2 separate regions of the Homo sapiens genome follow, and region 2 is linked to region 1. Evidence: read pairs that join two places in POLR2A ChIA-PET (ENCODE). Cell type or tissue: K562. All regions are shown on one strand. Links, peaks and the distances in the headings refer to the core of each region. The heading gives the core; the rest is flanking DNA. Region 1 overlaps PPIL6 (peptidylprolyl isomerase like 6). Region 2 has its middle 78 kb from the start of CD164.

What was found. Peaks named below come from ENCODE experiments on the same cell type or tissue, not always from the same donor. Only the 100,000 strongest peaks of a DNase experiment are listed, where the experiment ranks them.
Region 2: POLR2A ChIA-PET joins it to region 1 with 5 read pairs; 5 of 35 experiments call an interaction of 5 or more read pairs at or near these places.

Annotation. Positions count from the first base shown.
Region 1 is chr6:109,390,080-109,392,993 of GRCh38, reverse strand. It overlaps PPIL6 (peptidylprolyl isomerase like 6), which reads left to right. Exons shown (of 8, transcript NM_173672.5): 8 at 57-2,779. The coding sequence ends at 168. Among named protein-coding and RNA genes, the nearest start is that of CD164, 9.1 kb to the right of the region's middle. In K562, for the core only: no CTCF peak of the experiment used is centred there; a DNase peak (open chromatin) is centred at 1,233.
Region 2 is chr6:109,302,725-109,305,638 of GRCh38, reverse strand. It overlaps the pseudogene CCDC162P and the pseudogene RNY3P11. Among named protein-coding and RNA genes, the nearest start is that of CD164, 78 kb to the left of the region's middle. RefSeq lists cis regulatory regions at 963, 956-979, an enhancer at 915-1,059 and a silencer at 1,209-1,399. In K562, for the core only: a CTCF peak has its summit at 755; DNase peaks (open chromatin) are centred at 1,078 and 1,588.

The DNA of each region.
Region 1 (2,914 bases), core at 117-2,616:
AGCTAAATATGAAAACTTATGACTGACTAAATTTTCCATTTTTTTCTCCTATGTAGGCAACTGATTGAAGGAACAGAAGTGCTTAAACAACTAGAATTAGTTCCAACACAGAATGAAAGACCAATACATATGTGTAGAATTACTGACAGTGGAGATCCTTATGCTTGATTTTCATATCAATATTTTCTGTGATAATTTATTACTTTGTATCTGATCAGCTGTTTGTGGATTTAATTAAAAAGTACTTGATAAATTGTAATTTGAAAGCCGTGGCAGACACTGTAGGTTGCCTCATCTACACCCAATCCCTCCCCATCTTCCTTTCCTGTCTCTGTCATAGAGACTGTGAAAGGGTGGTACTCAATTTCCTAGACTCCTTTGCAGCCACGGGTGGCCATGAGAGATGGTTCTGGCCAGTGGGACAGGAATAGAACGCCAGTGGTCCTGCCCCTTCCCCTTCATCCAGTCTGGAATGTGGAGAGGCTGGAGCTACAGCTGTCATCTTGTGGCCATAAAGAAAAGGCTGAGGCCAGGTGTGGTAGCTCACGCCTGTAATCCCAGCACTTGGGAGGCCGAGGCAGGTGGATCACAAGATCAAGAGATTGAGACCATCCTGGCCAACATGGTGAAACCCTGTCTCTACTAAAACTACAGAAATTAGCTGGGCATGGTGGCATGCACTTGTAGTCCCAGCTACTTGGGAAGCTGAGGCAGAAGAATCTCTTGAACCCGGGAGGCGGAGGTTGCAGTGAGCCGAGATGCCGCCACTGCACTCCAGCCTGGCGACAGAGAGAGACTGTCTCAAAAAAAAAGAAAGGCCAAGTACTGCAGAGATGTCAGCCCCAGTCTCTTGAGCTGCGGGACCAATACCAGCAACCACCTACTCTGGACTTCTTATTATAGGAGACTAACAGAGCCCTGTGTTGTGTTGTTTATGTTACTGTTGGTTGAGAATTTTGTTACTTGTGGACAAAAAATTCTTAATTTAGCAACACACCTGATAGCCTAAGACATTTGTAATAGAATTATGTTCTTGTTTGTAACTACATGTACTCCTAGGAGAAACTTGGTAAGTAACCAAATAGGAATGATGCAGAAGAAAAAGCAATTCATTGTAATATTTCATTGTTTATACCAGCATTCAGAAAGAGTATCTACACTTTGGATGTTTTCATATATGACATGAACATCATCCTTATCTCTCTGAGCCATACCAACCCTATGAAAACCAAGGGCTTGTTTTACAGTGTCCGTGGTGGCTGACTCATGTGATGTTATTGGAGATTCAGCTTTATCACTACTCTGTAATCTAAAGTTCTCAAGCTCATATCACCTGGGGAGCTTTTAAAATGTAACCTAACAGACCTTGTCCTTGACCTACTGAGGCAGAGTTCCCAGGCGTGGGGCAGAGATTCTGTGTTCATTTGGTTCTTTCCCCAGGGTTCCCAGGCGTGGGGCACAGATTCTGTGTTCATTTAGCTCTTTCCCCAGGGTTCCCATTTAGACAGCTGGGCACTAGTCATCTGGGAATCACTGCAAGACATAAGGAACTGGTTCCAGTCCCCATGGTGTAATGTAGTCAGCAGAGTGCTTGACTCTGCTATTGGTGACCTTGCTCAGCTCCTGTTACCACCACTACCCTGTGCCCCTGCTCTGCCCAGACTAAGAGTGCTTTTCTTTTTTTTTTTTTTTTTTTTTTTTTTTTTGAGACGGAATCTCACTCTGTCGCCCAGGCTGGAGTGCAGTGGCACAATCTCGGCTCACTGCAAGCTCTGCCTCCCTGATTCATGCCATTCTCCTGCCTCAGCCTCCCGAGTAGCTGGGACTACAGGCGCCTGCCACCACGCCTGGCTAATTTTTTGTATTTTTAGTAGAGATGGGATTTCACCATGTTAGCCAGGATGGTCCCGATCTTGTGACCTCGTGATCCGCCCGCCTCGGCCTCCCAAAGTGCTGAGATTACAAAGGCGTGAGCCACCGCACCCGGCTGAGAGTGCTTTTCTTACCCTAAGCAGAATGAGGTTTGTCTTCCAAGAACAATCTCTATTTACATCAGTCTTAAAGAGGCAGGCTTCTAATGGATATGAGGCTTGCCAAAAGTAGGCGTAGGCTTTTTTAACTTTTTATTTTGAAATATAGATTCACAGGAAGTTGCAAAAATAGTACAGAGCAGTCCTGTGTACCTTTCACCCATTTTCCCCAGTGGCTACGCTTACAAAACGGTAGTACAATATCAAACCAGGCAGCTGACATTGGTACAATGTGTGTGATGCCATTTTATCATGAGTATATTCATGTAACCAACACTATAGAGAAAATATAGAACCTTTCCAGCACCTCAAAGACCCCCTTCCAGTACCCCTTTACAGTCAACCCACTCCCCTGCCCTCTGCCATCCCTAACTCCTGACAACTGGCATTTGCTTTTCCTTTTAATGACAGCTTTATTGCTATATGACATATGCTTTATGCTAAGACCTGAGGTGGATGGGAGGAAGCAGACCGCCTATGTTACATTCTCAACTGACCCAGAGCAACATAGTGTTAAGAATGTGTGTTCTAGGGCCAGAATCCTGGCTCTGCCATTCCCTAGCTGCACAAACTCAGGCAAGAACTTTTCTGTGCCTCAATTCCTTCATCTGAGAAACAGTGGTACCTACCACATAAGATTGCTGTGAGGGTTCCATGAATCAATAATTTCTATAAAGAACCTATAAGAGACCTGGTCTGCTGTAAGCACTCGATAAATTTAATAATAAATTACTAATGTGTAACCTTCAGGGTGTAGCCTCAGAGCTTGGACTTTTTGAAAGCTCTCCAATGACTTTGATAGCCAGATTTGGGAATCCCTGAGGAGAGTCTCCCTCTTCCTGTACTCACAGACTTCTGGGCAGTCTGAGAACTCGGGTGATTTG
Region 2 (2,914 bases), core at 99-2,598, 87 kb after region 1:
GGGAATGAATTTTTAATTTTCTTTTTCTTCTTTTTCTTTTTTTTAAGGGCTAGTCAAGTGAAGCAGTGTGAGTGGAGAAAGAATAAAGCAATCTGTAACTGGTTGTGATCAATTAGTTGTAAACACGACTGCACTCAGACCAGCTTGAATTTTTAATTTTCTTTCATTTAAATTAATAATAATTTTAATTAAAGTAAATTAAATAGCCACATGTGGCTACTGAACTGAATAGTGAAGCTGTAGCTCTAGAAAAAAGCTATCAATTGTTTATTGAATGAATTATTTTAAGACCAACAGCTGAGACAATAGTTCTTTATAAAAACTAAATTTTAAATTTTAAGCCTCCTTGGGGTTTGGAGGAGAAAAGTTCTTGTTTGGTTTTAAACAAAACATGGCTTTGTATATCAAGAACCACAAACCCTGAAGACTGGAGCATGAAATTTATACCATAAGTCAGAGAGAAGGAAGTATGTATGATAGATTAGAATGATTTTTCTTGCCTAAAAGGAAATAACAGTTAAACAAGGAAAGACTATTTCTAGAGCTTAGTTCTAGTGGATGCCTAAGGAAAGATGCTGGATAAGTTGGAGGAGGGTATCCCAGAGCAGAAGGTACCTTTTGCTTGGATTCTCTGTGAGGTGGCCTCCCAGGAAGACTGGCAGCCCCTCAAAGTGGGGAGAAAGACCTCCACATGTGGGTACCCAGAGGGGTGCTGAACAGCAGGCTAACCAGAAGAGGCCAGCTCACCCACAGCAGAGATAAGGGAAGTGGCTGTGTCTTCCCAACTGCCAGGAAGATTTGAAAGCACTGCCACAAACTTAGATCACCTCTGAGAGGATGGAAGAACAAGAAGAGTGTCATGTGAGCCCTAAACTTAAGGTCCAAAATTTGTGCTGCCTTGACTTCTGGCAAAATCGGGAGGCCTCAAATAGCTTAGCCACAAAGTTCCCCACTCCCCACTCCGCTCCCACAGATAAGGTCTCCAGGTTTAACGACCTTCCTTATCAAAGGAACCAGGTGCAATTCCTGCTTATCCCTGAGTAGTAGTTTCAGTTCCCTGCCAGACCACAGCATTATTCAAATCAATCACCCCTTCCTGTGTGAAGCACAGAACATCACACTCTCCTGATATTACAAAACCTGCCTCCCACAGCCCTTGCTTGTTCACTCTGTTCCCAAGTGGCCCTGTGTAGGGGGGCAGTGTCCTCTTCCTCTGGATTGTGTCTGTGACTAATAAATTACCATTCACCCCATCTGTCCAGGGTCAGGTGTTGTGTGTTCAGCCATCCCCATGACCCTAAGGCAGAACCCTTCCCTCTCCAGCAAGTGAAGAGGAGGTGATTAAAACAAAGGGGAAGAGGGAGAATCTTGAATTAACTGATTTTAAATCGCAAACGGATCACTTTTAAACTCCAAGTGTGAGTCAGTGATGTGGCATTGGAAAGTTTAATCTTCTTGCCATCAGTAAAAGCTATTTTGAACCTCAGGGAACTCACAGGGCACATGCTAGAGTTTTCCTCCAGGTAACAACATAATGAAACCTGGAAAGTGGCCCGGAGGAGGACAGGCAAAAGCTCTTTGCTTATCAGATACCAAAAACGAGGGCCGTGGCCATGAGTTCAGCACTGCTCATGTGAGGGCCCAGGCTCCTTTGTGTCTCCCAGGAATCCCCAGACAACCCAAAGCACACTTTATTTTTAATTTTTATTTCTTTTTGTGTTTAGAGACAGGATCTCTGATGCCCAGGCTGGAGTGCAGCAGCACAACCATAGCTCACAACAGTCTCAAACTCCTGGGCTCAAGGGATCCTCCCACATAGGCCTCCCAAAGTGCTGGGATGAAAGGAGTGAGCCACCACACCCAGCTGTCAAAGCACACATAAATATCTGCATGTTTAGAGAGAGCTGAGTAAGTGAGCATGAAAATAAAAACACATTCAAAAATGAAGAGAAGGCTGGGTGCAGTGGCTCACACCTATACCCAGCACTCGGATCACTTGAGGTCAGGAGTTCGAGACTAGCCTGGCCAACATGGTGAAACCCCATCTCTACGAAAAATACAAAAATTAGCCGGGTGTGGTTGCACACAACTGTAATCCCAGCAACTCGGGAGGCTGAGGCACGAGAGTCACTTAAACCTGGGAGGCAGAGGTGGCAGTGAGCTGAGGTCATGCCACTGCACTCTAGCCTGGGAGACAGAGTGAGACTCTGTCTCAAAAACAAAAACAAAAATGAAGAGAAAAGCAACAAACATTCAAGGAATGAGAGGCTCGTGTTGTTTTCTTTAGAAATTCCTTGATGTACTCCTAAAGCAGGCTTGCTGCAGGAAGGATTATATTATCAGGATATCTCTTCAGCTTTCTCCTTTTTACCCTAATCACCCTGAACATCAACAATACATTCAGACTAAAGGCATGTTTCATGCTATATATTTTATACCGTGCTATAGAGTAACTTTGAGGGACTTCTTTCTTTCCTTCTACCCCTAAAGTGCAAACGAATTGTATTCTTTAAATCAGGGGATAAAAAACTAAACTTTTTTTTTTTTGAGATGGAGTTTCGCTCTTTAGCCCAGGCTGGAGTGCAGTGGCGAGATCTCAGCTCACCCGCCTCCCGGGTTCACACCATTCTCCTGCCTCAGCCTCCCGAGTAGCTGGGACTACAGGTGCCCGTCACCATGCCCGGCTAATTTTTTTTTTTTTTTTTTTGTATTTTTAGTAGAGACGGGGTTTCACTGTGTTAGCCAGGATGGTCTTGATCTCCTGACCTTGTGATCCACCCACCTCGGCCTCCCAAAGTGCTGGGATTACAGGCTTGAGCCACCGCGCCCAGCCTAAACTTTTTCTTAAAGGACCAGATGGTAAATATTTTCATCTTTGCAGACCCTACGGACTCTGTGGCAACTATTCAGCTCC